Regions from separate parts of the Homo sapiens genome. Here region 1 is linked to region 2. Evidence: read pairs that join two places in POLR2A ChIA-PET (ENCODE). Cell type or tissue: PC-9. All regions are shown on one strand. Links, peaks and the distances in the headings refer to the core of each region. The heading gives the core; the rest is flanking DNA.

Evidence for each region. ChIA-PET counts read pairs that join two places held together with the same protein. Peaks named below come from ENCODE experiments on the same cell type or tissue, not always from the same donor. Only the 100,000 strongest peaks of a DNase experiment are listed, where the experiment ranks them.
Region 1: POLR2A ChIA-PET joins it to region 2 with 16 read pairs; 5 of 35 experiments call an interaction of 5 or more read pairs at or near these places.

What each region holds. Positions count from the first base shown.
Region 1 is chr20:49,818,675-49,825,851 of GRCh38, forward strand. It overlaps SLC9A8 (solute carrier family 9 member A8), which reads left to right. Exons shown (of 16, transcript NM_015266.3): 3 at 4,387-4,467. Among named protein-coding and RNA genes, the nearest start is that of SLC9A8, 9.4 kb to the left of the region's middle. In PC-9, for the core only: no CTCF peak of the experiment used is centred there; a DNase peak (open chromatin) is centred at 3,267; H3K27ac peaks cover 2,528 bases.
Region 2 is chr20:49,581,967-49,589,143 of GRCh38, forward strand. No RefSeq gene overlaps it. Among named protein-coding and RNA genes, the nearest start is that of PTGIS, 17 kb to the left of the region's middle. In PC-9, for the core only: a CTCF peak has its summit at 2,062; DNase peaks (open chromatin) are centred at 2,955 and 3,835; H3K4me3 peaks cover 892 bases; H3K27ac peaks cover 3,636 bases.

The DNA of each region.
Region 1 (7,177 bases), core at 1,582-5,581, 240 kb after region 2:
GAGATGGGGTTTCGCCATGTTGGCCAGGCTAGTCTTGAACTCTTGACCTCAGATGATCCACCTGCCTCAGCCTCCCAAAGTGCTGGGATTATAGGCATGAGCCACCACACCCAGTTCAAACAATGTAAATCTGATGGTGTTTTAAAAATTGCTGTTATTAGGTAACTTGCTAATTCATGAATAAATGAACTCAAGTGAATTAAGGGAAATTAGCCCATAGTTTATTCTAGACCTCAGAACTCCTGACCTGGAATTCATTTGCCACTTTTTGTTACTCTTTTAGTTAATTCAAATGAAATGGTAACTTTTGTGTCCTGTAAGCACATGACAGGATTACAGTGTGTTCCTCTTTGTTGAGAAGGGATGACAAAACTCTGTAGTTACTTTTGATTTTTAGAAGCTTGAAATCAGTTGACTTGCATTTAACCGTTGTTGATCTTTGACTCCACAAGAAAAAATGGGGAATCATTGTTATTTACTTACACTAGATTAACAATTAACATTATTTGACACATACATTTTATGGGCCTTGAAACTTAATGGAGTTATTATGATTGATATGTGTTTTATATATTTTCCATAGTCATTACTCCAGGCATGAAAAATTGAAAGCACACCCTCCATACCACACAGAAGTGTTTGCCCTTTCTTGCTCGGTTTTTTTCCAAGTGTACTTGAAAACGTGCTTGTTTTTGCATATACAGATGTATATTCGTAAGTACATGCAGAAACACAAATAATACATGTTTGGAGTTGCAAATTTGTTTTGACATAAATGGGGTCCCATAACTTGCCTTTTCATCTCACAGAATGTCTTGGAGATCATTGTATTGGTGTTTTTTCTGTCTACCTCATTCTTTTTTTTTTGTAGTAAATACATAACATACATTTACAATTTTAACCACTTTAAAATGTACAGTTCAGCAGCATCTAGTACATTCACAATGTTGTGCAGCTATCACTACTATCTAGTTTCAGAACATTTTCATCACCCCAAAAGAAAACCATTAAAAGCAGTCATTCCCCATCCCTCCCTTTTCTAGTCCTTGGCAACCACTATTCTGCTTTCTGTCTCTAGGAATTTGCCTATTTAGAATATTTCATATAAATGAAACCATATAATACGTGGCCTTTTGTGTCTGGTTTCTATTACTTAGCATAATGTTCTCAAGATTCATGTTATAGCATATGTTAGAATTGCATTCCTTTTTATGGCTGAGTAATATTCCACTGTATGGATATGCCACATGATGTTTATTCATTCATCAGTGAACATTTGGATTGTTTCTACCTTTTGGCTGTTGTGAATACTGCTGCTGTGAACATTTGTGTATAGGCTTTTGTGTGGATAAATGTTTTTATTTCTTTTGGATATATACCTGCAAGTGGAATTGCCGAGTCAAACGGTTACTGTATGTTTAACTTTCTCAGAAACTGACAAATGTTTTCCACAGGGGCTGCACCATTTTACAAGGGTTCCGGTTTCTCCATGTTCTTGCGAACACTTGTTTTCTGGTTTTAAAAAAATGATAGACTGGGCGTGGTGGCTCATACCTGCAATCTCAGCACTTTGGGAGGCTGAGGCGGGAAGATCACTTGAGGCCAGGAGTTCGAGACCAGCCTGGCAATATGGCGAAACCCTGTCTCTCCTAAAAATACAAAAAAATTAGCTGGGTGTGGGCGTGGTGGCATACACCTATAATCCCAGCTATTCGGGAGGCTGAGGCACTAGAATCATTTGAACCTGGGAGGTGGAGGTTTCAGTGAGCTGAGATTGCACCACTGCACTCCAGCCTGGGTGACAGAGTGAGACTCTGTCTCGGGGAAAAAAAAAATTATAGCTATCCTAGTGGATATGAAATTGTATTTTTGTTTTGTTTTGTTTTTTTTGAGATGGAATCTTGCTCTGTCTCCCAGGCTAGAGTGCAGTGGCATGATCTTGGCTCACTGCAACCTCTACCTCCTGGGTTCAAGTGATTCTCCTGTCTCAGCCTCCCATATAGCTGGGATTCAGGTGCGCACCACCACACCCTGCTAATTTTTGTATTTTTAGTAGAGACGGCGTTTCACCATGTTGGCCAGGCTGGTCTTGAACTCCGACCTCAGGTGATCTGCTTGCCTCAGCCTCCCAAAGTGCTGGGATTCCAGGTGTGAGCCACCGCACCAGGCCCTCACTGTATTTTTTAAAAAATCTTACATGTCCTTCCAGTGAATCATTGTATTTTGATTTTAGTTTCCCTTGTGACTATTGATGTTGAACATCTTTTGTCTATTCATGTCCTATGCCCGTTTAAAAGCTGTGGTGTTTGTCTCTTGGCTGTTGAGTTTAAGAGTTCTTTATATATTGTGGATAGTACACCTTTATCAGATATATGATTTGCAAATATTTTCTCCCCTTCTATGGATTGTCTTTTCTGACTTTATTCTTTTTAATGGCTGAAGGCTGTTACCTGGCATTGATGAGCCTTATATTAACTCTTTCTGTTAATAGTTTCCCCTTTTGCTCTTAAAGCCGCAAAGAGTTGTTTGATCTATTTATGAGAATAACTTAAATTTTTAAAAATCTAGCTTGGTACAAAGGAAGAGCAGAAACTGGTTCAACTCTCTTGGTCTATTTTCTGTCCACTTATGTGCTTATTTGCCGTTTTTTGTTTTGTCTAGACATTGGGCATGTTCATTAGTCACATGTTATGTTTATGCACTGGAACTTTTTTCTTGCCATTAGTATTTAATGTAGGATTTCTAACTAGGTTAAATATTTATATAAAAATAACACCACAGATTGATAGTTTAAAGCACAGAATGAAAAGAGGACAAAATGTCTACATTTACAACACTCTGGCCACCTGGTGTTTTTTGGTGGGATTAAAGAAACCTAATTTGTCAGTGCAGCCTCTGAGGGTGACCAGTTAACAGGCATGTGGATTGTTTAAACATTTCCTTGAAAAAAATAACAAAATTAATGTTAGTCCTGTTAATACTGTGGTTGATGAGCTGGTATACCATCTAGGTGCCCAGTAAAAGAAAGACATGCACGCTAACATTTGGATTAGGAAATTACATTCAGGAATAATTTTTGTGAAGTACCCATTTTTTTTGCCGGGGGGTTGGTGGGGGCAGAAATATCCCTTTCAAATCGTTTTATTTTACATCTTCTTATTTTCTTTCATAACAACACCTCTGTGAGGAAAGTTAGACATTATTCTGTTTTGGAGATTGAGGAATGAAGGCATCCAGCCAAGTGGGAGGTGGTGGGGTATGCTGTGGTTAAGAGCACAGATTTGGAATCTGACTCAATACTGCAGCACCTACCAGTGGTGTGACAGGGGCTGTGATGTCTAGAAGCCTCAGTTTTCTGATTTGTAATCAGAGAAGATAGTGGTAATGACAGCTAATTCCGAGGGAAGTTGGAGGATTAAATGAGAGAGTATTTGGGGTGTTCAGCCTAGTTCATGGCTCATGGGAAGTCCTCAGCCGATGGGAATGGCAGGACACAGCTGCACCCAGCTGGGGAGCAGGAGTGTTCCATATTCAGATCTCTGATGTTCTTGTCACCAAACCATTTACTTTTTCCTGTTTGTAAAACCCTTACTTCCCTCTATGTTAAGAGCCAGTCACATGATGGCAAAATAATTTGTGTCAATGCAATCTGTTGCAGTTACATTTATGTAAAAGTGATTGATTTCATTGACTTCCTCTTCACCATATAGTGTTCCAGTTGATAATCACTTCCAAAAAGTTGAAGACCATTTCTCAGAATCAGAAAAATTTGAATAATTTTAAATAATTTTATAAGGTTTAACAGCTTATATAAAAAAATAGGTTTCTGGCTGATCACCGTGGCTCACGCCTGTAATCCCAGCACTTTGGGAGGCCAAGGTGAGTGGATTGCTTGAGCCCAAGAGTTGGAGACCAGCCTGTGCAATGTGGCGAAACCCCATCTCTACTAAAAATACAAAAAAATTAGTTGGGTGTGGTGTCATGTGTCTCTAGTCCCAGCTACTTGGGAGGCTGAGATGGGAGAATCACCTGAGCCTGGGAAGTTGAGACTGCAGTGACCCTAGATCATACCACTGCACTCTAGCCTGGATGACACAGTGAGACCCTGTCTCAAAAAAGTTAGATTTCTGTTCCTCTTCCAATAACTACTGGGAAACAAACTAGTTCAGGCAGACAAAGAAGTATAGAGAAAATATAATAAACATTGTAAATGTACCTCCAGTTTAAGAAATGAGACACGAAAAACACCGCTGAAGTTCACTGTGTTATTCCAATTGTCCATTTCTGTGAGGACCCCCCCAGAAATAACCACTGACTTGAACTTGGTGTTTATCATTCAGAATTGAGTGTTTTTTTTAAAACATTGTATTATTTTTTTTTCCACAGCTATCTGCATCATATTGGTGCATTTACTGATCCGATACAGATTACATTTCTTGCCAGAGAGTGTTGCTGTTGTTTCTTTAGGTAAGTGTGTATTGGTGATTCCATAATAAAAGCAGTAACAATAACTACCATTTTTTGAGTGCCTCTTTAGTGCCAGGAACCACAAGAGATGCATCACATCCCTGATCTCATTTGATCCTCACTGCAACCTGCCCTAAGGGTGCTATGATCCCATTTTACAGATGAGGACACTGGGGCTCAAGAAGGGTAGTGACCTCCTAAAGGTCATGTAGAAGCCCAAAGGCCATACAGCTCTGTACAGCTCAAAGGCCCTTTCTTAGCCTTTTGCTTCTGGTAGAACTACCCTTGGGGAACATTGACCTCTACTGCTAGGCTAGGCTGACATCCAACTCAACTAAGGTAAGTAATGACACTTCATAGAATCACTCAATTTTATAGACAGAAGGGACTCTGACTTTACAGTTTAGGAGGAAGAAATGGCTCACTTAATGCCAGAGTCAGGTCTAAAGTCTTCAGAGAGCATTGTGCTCTACCCCACTTACATTTCTGTTTTGTTTCCTGTGCCAATTAACTGTTGAGATCTAGTTGCAGTGAATGAACCCGTGTAATAACAGGTGTGAATGCACACACAAGTTCATTGAAGTGGTTAGTGAAGGAAGAAGTGGGGAATTTCCGTAAGTGTAAGTTCAAGGCTAAAATGTGGGTGGAGACATGTAAGGCACAGTAAATAAAGTCTTACTAAGGTCAGCCAAAGCTTTTTATCAGTTTATTATATTGCAGTCACTTTTACTAGTTTCTACTTGCCTACTGATGGTATTTAATTTTTCCTGATCACTGCTGATGTTTAGAAATTAACTTTCATTGCCTGGTAGATCTTTAGTGGAGTAGTAATTCTTTCACAAGATAGTTATTGTTTAGATTAGCTTTGGAAATGATTGTTTAGACTCTGTTCACTAGCCTCCCCCTCCTCCCATCACCCCAGCAGTCCTACTACCTTGGTTCAGACTCTCCTGTATTTTCCCTGGACTTCAGTACTAAGTGCCAGATCCTGGCTTGTGAGGCTTCACATTGTCATCTATCTCATTTATGCCTTATGACCTCCAGGTGATGCCGTATTTTAAGGAATGGGCACCACTGGATAGTGTTGACCTCGAGTACAGGTTTCAAAACCAGTTTTACTCAAAAAGTTCTTGTTCTGTTTTTAGCATGTTTTTTAGCAATATATCTTGGTAGATTCTAACAACCTTAGCTAGTAAGATAGTCATAGAGCTCTAAGAATAGGAGCCTTGCTCATTAACATTCCTTTCTGCTATTAGGCATATTGAAAAGAACCTATGTGACTAATACCCATAATTCTGGGACATTCGGTAAAGGCTCTAAGAACTACTCCAAGGAATTTACAGTTGTGTGGTCAGTTTTATAGCTTCTTACATAAATTTGTTATCAAAATTATAGTTGGTGTGTATTTAGATATTATACACATGAAAATTAAAATGATAATTCTTATAATTTCATTTGGAATTTCAAGCTCCTCATGTTTCTTGAATGTCTGGGTAACTGCAGCTTGCTGAACACCAGTGCTTCTATTAGGACTTAGAGCAGACATTGTTGGTGGCTTACCAAAGAGTCATTTCCCCCTTCTTCCTTGAAAATAGAACCCCAAATTTGATCAGGTATCTTGCCACAGTGTGCTCAAGGAAGATGGGCCCCTCCAAGTCAAGATTGGTCTTTGCCATCATGTTAATTTCACTCTTCTCTGCCAATGATTAGTTCAGAGGGGTAGGGGCGGCAAGGCAGTGTGAAACCCAGTTCTGGCCAGTGACACCAAGGGGAAGCGTGATGAGGTAGTGGGTCCTGGAAAATGTTTTCCTCTCAGATAGTAATGAGACATTTCCCCTTCATTTCTTTGATGCTGCTGAATGAGAGTGTGATGCCTAGTGGACTGGTAGCCATCTTGCAACTACTGTGGCTCAAAGACAAAAGCCAGAATGCTAAGGATTGCCGAGGGGACAGATGGGAATCCCAGATTATTGATAGCATTGTTGCTTTGTTGAGTTGATAGCCCTGAAACTTCCTATCTTAGTGCTACCTTTTATATGAGATAATAAACATCTATTAGCTGTTGTTGACTTGGAATAAAGAAAAAAAACCAAAACCAACATCTATTGTTTAAGCCATTTTTAGTCTAGGTTCTTTTACTTGCAACTAAAAGCATCTTAACTAACATAGAACTCTTTCCATTCAAGGGACAAAACCCAATTCAAAAGAAAATAAATTGGCCAGGCGCGGTGGCTTATGCCTGTAATTCTAGCACTTTGGGAGGCTGAGGTGGGTGGATCGCCTCAGGCCAGGAGTTCAAGACCAGCCTGGCCAACATGGTGAAACCCCTGTCTCTACTAAAAATAGAAAAATTAGCTGGGCATGGTGGCAGGTGCTTGTAATCCCAGCTACTCTGGAGGCTGAAGCAATAGAACCACTTGAGTCCAGGAGGCGGAAGTTGCATTGAGCTCCAGTCAACGCCAGGGCACTCCAGCCTGGGTGACAGAGCAAGACTCTGTCTCAAAACAAACAAACAAAAAAAATTGGTGGGGGTAGGGGCGCTCACCTCTTGACTCATGTAACTGGCAAAACTACAGGTAGTATTAGCTTGAGACTTAGCTGAATCAGGTCTCCTGGACCCAGTTCTTCTCCATGCCTCAGCAGTGAATCCCTTTTCCCCGGCTTCGCTGTCAGGCAGGCTCTCTCCCTGTGGTACTCTGATCCGTTCTCA
Region 2 (7,177 bases), core at 2,045-6,044:
GACCTTCCTGCATCCGAGCCCTTTGCAGTGTGAGTTTATTTCCACATGATCTGAATCTGGGCTTGGCCTTGAGACTTGCTCTGACCACTGGAATCCAAGGGAAGTGATGCTGTGCCTGCTTCCAACCTAGGCTTCAAGAGTCTTCTTCACTTCTCCCCTCTCTGTTGGAACTCTGGATAGCCACCATGAGAACAAACCTGGGCTAGCCAGCTGCAGGAGGAGAAACCATCTTAAGAAGTGCCTGGTCCCCCAGCAAAGACTAACAGCGCAACAGCCAGCTGACCTATCAGAGTTTGTTTTTTAAGCAATCTTATCTACCTTCTTGCAGGACTAGGATTGACAGATGACAAAAAAAAAAAAAAAAAAAGAGTTAAGGCACATCTGTAAAGCTAGAAATTGGAAGGCTGCTAGGGTTTGAATCCTGGCATGGCCATTCCCTAGCTATTAGGCTTAGTTTCCTGTGGCTGTTATAACAAATTGCCACAAACTCGATGGCTCAAAACAACAGAAGTTTATTCTCACACAGTTCTGGAGGCCAGAGGGTGAGCATCAGTTTCACTCAGCTGAAGTCAAGGTGTCAGCAGGGCCATGCTCCCACAGAGGCTCTGGGGGACAAATCACTCCATACCTCTTCCAGCTGCTGGTGGCTGCCAGCATTCCTTTGCTTGTAGCCACATCACTGCCATCTCTGCCTTGGTCTTCACGTTGTCTTCTTTTCTGTGTGTCTGTCCACCCTCCCTTGGTCTTCCTCTTACGAAGCATATGACATGCATGCTTTTAATACATGTGATAACATTTAGAGCCCAGCAAGATAATCCCAGATAATATCCTCATCACAAAATCCTTAATTTGATCATATTTGCAAAGACTTTACCATATAAGGTAACATTCACAGGCTCCTGGGATTAGGAGAACCTGATTTCTTAGAGGTCCACCATTCAGCCCACTGTACTAGCATGTGGCTCCAAGTGAGTGTCAACCTCACTGTGCCTCAGTTTCCTTATCTGTAAAATGACAGCAGCCACCTCACTGGGTAATTATGAAGATTTAATAAGTACTTAGAATGGTGACCAGCACATGATAAAAGCTTTGTAAATGTTAACCTTCAATAATATCAAGGGTCGGTCGGGCGCGGTGGCTCACACCTGTAATTCTAGCACTTTGGGAGGCAGAGGCGGGAAGATCGCTTGAGCCCAGGAATTTGAGACCAGCCTGGGCAACATGACAAAACCCAGTCTCTACAAAAACAAAAACAAAAACAAAAAACCTAGCCAGGCGTGGTGGCATGTGCCTGTAGTCCCAGCTACTTGAGGGGGCTGAGGCACAAGAATCTCTTGAACCCTGGAGGTTGAGGCTGCAGTGAGCTGAGTTTGCACCACTGCATTCCAGCCTGGGGGGCAGAGAGAGACTCTGTCTCTAAAAAAATAATAATAATAAGATTTGACTGTGACTGAAATTCGCACAAGAACAAATCCCTTCTCTGTCCTGTTTGCTCGCGCCTGTCTTCATAGCACCCACCATGGAGACTTGCACATAGTAGGTGCTCAGTAAATATTAAATGCACACATGCCACTATGTAGCTGTGTGGCTTCAAGCAAGTTGTTTCTCCTCTCTGGTCCTCAGTTTCCTTCTCCCTTCACGAAGAGCTTCTTGTAGGGAAAGTCCATTCCTCTTTCTGGGAGGGTGTGTCCCCATCAGGGGTAGAGGGTTCAGGGGTCAGGAGCCGGCCACAGCTGCTATCTCCCTGAGTCACCAAATTTCTCAACTTGAGGCCAAGTGTCTAAATATTGTGACTGAGCCAGTTAGAGATAAGATGTGGAAACATTGATTTGGCCCAAGCAACTGCAGTCACGGTGCTGGAGCCAGACCTCCCTGGATCTTCTCAGCAGCATGAGTGAGTGTTTAGCACCTGCCAGGAACACAGGCTGCTGACCTGCAAACAGATGGGGAGGCCCAGATGCCTGGCTTGGCAGCAAGAGCCTGCCTTTGCCGTCTCTGTTTACACAGCCAGCATCCAGTCAAATCTCTGTGGCTCCAGTGGAGAAACTAAGGCCCAAAGGGAGTGAAGGATGTGTCGTCCAGGGTTACGCTGGGAGACTGCTATCCCATGAAGCTAAAACCCGCAAGTCCTAACTCCCAGCCCAGCACCTGTGGGAACCCACCAGGCCCAGGGAGAAGGAAGGCTGGCAGCGTGTCACAGGCAGGGAGCGTGCCTGAGCAAATGCTCAGGGGTGAAAGACCAGATGCAAGCTCAAACACTAGAGTGAATGGGAGAAAAGGCCACGTGTCCAGGACTTTGGACTCAATTCAGAGAATAAAAGGGAACCATCGATGGTTTTAGGAAGAAGAGCAGCAGGATCTGAGAGGCTTTTTCCAAGTGCTTATAGACCACCAGCATCAGAATCGCCTACGACAGGAGCTGGGGGAGGTTGTCAAAATGTGGGTTCCTGGGGTCCACCCTAGATGTGGCTCCCCATTGTAGCAGGCCCCCTCTGAGGGGATTCTGAAGCACACCCACTGTTTTAGTGAGTAGGAGATGCAGCTAACATCCCACTTATAAGGTCTAATCTCAGACAAACCTGGTTTCAAATCCCAGCTCTGCCACTTACTTGCTCTGTGATTTTAGGTCACTTACGACACCTCTCTGAGCCTGTTTTCTCTCCTCCGTAATGAAACAATCTTAGCATTTGCCTCAAAGGTTTGTTCTAAGGATTCAATAAGATAATGTAGGTAAAGTGCTCTACATAGATCCAGAGCCCTCCTAGTGCTCAAAAACACTGGTTTTTAGAGATTCCCTTGGGCAGCAGTGGGGAGAAAGCAATGGAGGAGGGCAGGCAAGGAGGCAGGGAAGCCAGTGAGGAGGCAGCAGTGGGACTCCGGGGAGAGGTCTGTGGCTAGGGTGTGGACATGGTGACGGGTGGGGTGGCTCCTTTGCACCGTGCCAGGTGGTGCCGATCTTGTATGCTCGATTGCGAAAGAAGCTCTCTGGAGTTGGTCTAGGGCAGGAGAGAAGAGGATGAGCAAAAAAACCAAAAGAGGTTGATCATAAAACCCATATTCGCAGTCACGGACTGGGTGCTTAGCGTGGGCCAGGCCCCGTGTTAGCTGCTTCCTGATCTTCATCCTCACAACCACCTGACAGTGTGGGTAGCACTTCATCAGGGGTTGTTAACCCCGACACTAGTGACACTTGTACTGGATAATTCCTTAATTAAGGGGCTGTGCTGTGCACTGTCAAATATTTAACAACACCCCTGGACTCTACCCACTAGATGCCATTAACACTCCCACCTTCCAGTTATGACAACCAAAACTGTCTCCAGACATTACCAGAGGTTTCCCGGGAGGCAAAATCACCCCTAGTTAAGAACCAGTGCTTTATTCTCCTTTTACAAGGAGGGAATTGAAGGCTCAGAGAGCCAAAGCCCTTTGCCCACAGTCTCCCAGCTAAGAAGTGGCCGGATTTGAACTCAGGTCTGACTCGGAGCCCCGGATGTTAACCTTTGCCGTGAAGGAGGCCACATCTATGCAGTGGCAGGCCCAGATGGTCTATATGGGGGTCTTGGGGACAGTGGTCTTTTCCGAAGGGGCAGCTGGAAACACCTGCTAAGCAGATGGGCTGCGTGAGCGTTTGTTGGGGGTGGTTGTAGAAGCGATGATGGGGATTATGAGAGAGCCAAATCCCCCTCCAGAGGCTACCACCATTTGCCCTGGACAGAGGGACTGAGGGAGATGGGACGTGGAGGGCAGGCAAGAAGGACCAAGGTGGCACTGTTAGGAGAAGCTGGGTGAGGTCATCTATGCCTGGAGCCCCACTGCCGGGAGCCTCCCAAAAACACTCTCCAAGACCTTTGGGCTAAATATTTATCCTGTGAATGCTCTTTTCCTTCCTGCATGGGGAGTGGGGCTTTGGAGGTGGGTCCAAGAAATTTGGGGAGACAGAATCCAGAGAAAGAGGAAGGGGACAGGCCAGAGGTCAGAGGTCAGGAGAAAGTAGTCAGAGGCCAGGAATAAACATTCATCCTGGCATCTAAAGCCTTCCAGAGTGAGCTCCACTGCCACCACAGCCATCTCACTCAGGGAGGCGTAGAATTCAAAATATGTTTTTGTTTTCTTAAGAGACATGGGGAATAAAATTACAATTTTTTTTTTGGTCCAGTCTTTTTTTTTTTTTCTTTTTTGAGACAGAGTCTCACTCTGTTGCCTAAGATGGAGTGCAGTGGCGCGATCTCAGCTCACTGCAACCTCCGCCTCCTGGGTTCAAGCAATTCTTGTGCCTCGGTCTCCTCAGTAGCTGGGATTACAGCCACCCACCACCATGCCTGGCTAATTTTTGTATTTTTAGTAGAGACAAGATTTCATCATGTTGGCCAGGCTGGTCTTTAACTCCTGACCTCGAATGATCTGCCCACCTCGGTCTCCCAAAGTGCTGGGATTACAGGCATGAACCACCATGCCCGGCTCAGTCTTGATATTTTTAAGCAAGGGAGTTGGAGGTGAAGGGAAAATTAAGTCAAAAAATCTTACCCAGAGGACAGGTGTGGTAGCTCACACCTATAATCCCAGCACTTTGGGAGGCCAAGGCGGGCAGATTGCCAGAGGTCAGGTGTTCGAGACCAGCCTGGCCGACATAGTGAAACCCCATCACTACTAAAAATATAAAAATTAGCCGGGTGTGGTGGCGGGTATCTGTAATCCCAGCTACTCAGGAGGCTGAGGCAGGAGAATTGCTTGAACCCGGGAGGTGGAGGCTGCAGTGAGCCGAGATTGAGCCACTGTACTCCAGCCTGGGTGACAGAGCGAGACTCTGTTTAAAAAAAAAAAAAGGCTGGGCGCAGTGGCTCATGCCTGTAATCCCAGCACTTTGGGAGCCTGAGGAGGGCGGATCAGGAGTTTGAGACCAGCCTGGACAACATGGTGAAAACTTCTCTCTACTAAAAATACAAAACTAGGCGGATGTAGTGGCGCACACCTGTAGTCCCGGCTACTCAGGAGGCTGAGACAGGAGAATCGCTTGAACCTGGGAGGCAGAGGCTGCAGTGAGTCAAGATTGCACCACTGCACTCCAGCCTGGGCAACAAGAGCAAAACTCTGTTTCAAAAAAAAAAAATCTTATCCAGAGAAGAAGTCATTTTTTTAGACACAAGAATACTTTGTTTATACAGATGGTTGCTATAAAAGGCCTGACTTTGTGCCGATAGAGAAGATGGATTTATGGTGAAGGCAGCTCCTGAATGAGCTCAGTAATCAAAGTCAAGGTCCTGCCAGGTTAAGCTGCAGCAGGCTCCGCTCCCTACCAAAAATGACAGGCTCTGCTCCATCTGATGGGTTCTGCTCCAGATGATGGAACTCATAAGGGCATCATGCTGTCAAACGGTTTTACTGCCAAGACTGTTGTTCATGTGTCCAAAGCATCACGTCTAACCTCTAGGTTACGATGACCCCAGAGCTTGCAAATCTTGGTGGAAGAATTGCACGGAGCCTGAAGTATGTTTTTCATCGGAAATGGTGCTCATTAAAGAAATACGTGCCTGTTAGCCATCACTTGGATTGTACATGACATCGTTGATGTTGCGTGTGTGTGTGTGTGTGTGTGTGGGTGCACGCACGCACTTGTGTGTTTACATTTTCTTTTCCTTCTTTGTTCCTCCACTAAAGCAGAAAAAGTGTTAGAAGATGTTTAAGAGAGATGTGGAAACAGAGAGAAATGCAGTTTTATCCACTCTTCTCTCTTGTAAGATAAAAAATGTGTCTCTGGGCAGGGCGCGGTGGCTCACGCCTGTAATCCCAGCACTTTGGGAGGCTGAGGTGGGCGAATCATGAGGTCAGGAGATCGAGACCATCCTGGCTAACACGGTGAAATTAAACCCCATCTCTACTAAAAATACAAAGGATTAGCCAGGCGTGGTGGCGGGCGCCTGTAGTCCCAGCTACTCGGGAGGCTGAGGCAGGAGAAAGGCTGAACCCAGGAGGCAGAGCTTGCAGTGAGCCGAGATCCGCACTCTAGCCCGGGCGACAGAGCAAGACTCCATCTCAAAAAAAAAAAAAAAAAAAGTGTCTCTGGGTGTTTTTAAGCCAAAAGCCATTCTTCACCAGGAGGGCTTGTGGGAAAGCAGATTCTGACTCAGTAGGTCTGGGGTGAAGCCTGGGATGCTACTTCTCCAATGCACTCCCAGGCAACGCAGCAGCCGCCAGTCTGGGAGCCATGCCTGGGAGTGGTGGGGCCTTAGCACACAGTGTGTGTCCCTGCCTCTGGACACCTCCTGCCATCCCTGCTCTTCCCTCCCGCTGCTAAGTCTCGCCCTGGTCTCCCTGCCTTCTTAGAGATGGCGCTTCCTTTAGCAAGTGTTTGCTCCACTTAAGGATTCAGGGAACATCCGGGCTGGAGAGATGCTGGAGACCATCCCGTCCAACTCTCTTCAGTTCCCAGTTGCTTTTGTGGCAAGAGCTAAAAACCCAACTCAACCCACACACGTTTATATAGACTTGTGGAAAATACAAAGGGCTTTTTTTTTTTGGTGCGTTTTAAAATATAAATGGTATCATATTGTGTGCGTCATTCTGTGCCTGTTTTTCTCTCTTAGTAACCAATCTTGGAGGTTTTTTAGGTCAGCAGAGAAAAACCTCCCCATTAACAGCAGTACAACATTCCAGGATCTAAACAACAGCCTTGACATTACTGACATTTACGGCTGGACAATTCTTTGCTAAGGGGCTGTCCTATGCATTATAGAATGGTTAGCAACATCCCACCGGCATGATTCCAGTAGCACCCCTCGCCCCCATCAGTTGTGACAACCAAAATGTCATCAGACATTGCTAAATGTGTCCTGAGAGGCAAAGCTGCCCTGGTTGAGAACCATGGGGATAAGATGTAGAAGAGCAAATTCCAAAGAGGTAAGATGAGTTACTTCCTGGGGCACAAGGAAGGACTGGAATGGGGATAGAGAGTTCTCATTCTTTATGACTTCATTCATTCATCCATTTCATACATATTTATTAAGCACCTGCCATGTTCCAGACACCATGCCAGGTGCTAGGGAGGCAGCAGGGAAGAAAACAAGCCAATACCTTCCTATTGTGGCTCTGCCATTCTCCCTGGGGAGACAGACATGAAACAAACAAGGAAGACATCAGTACGGAAGATGTGCTAAAAACTATGGGAGAAAGTAGGACA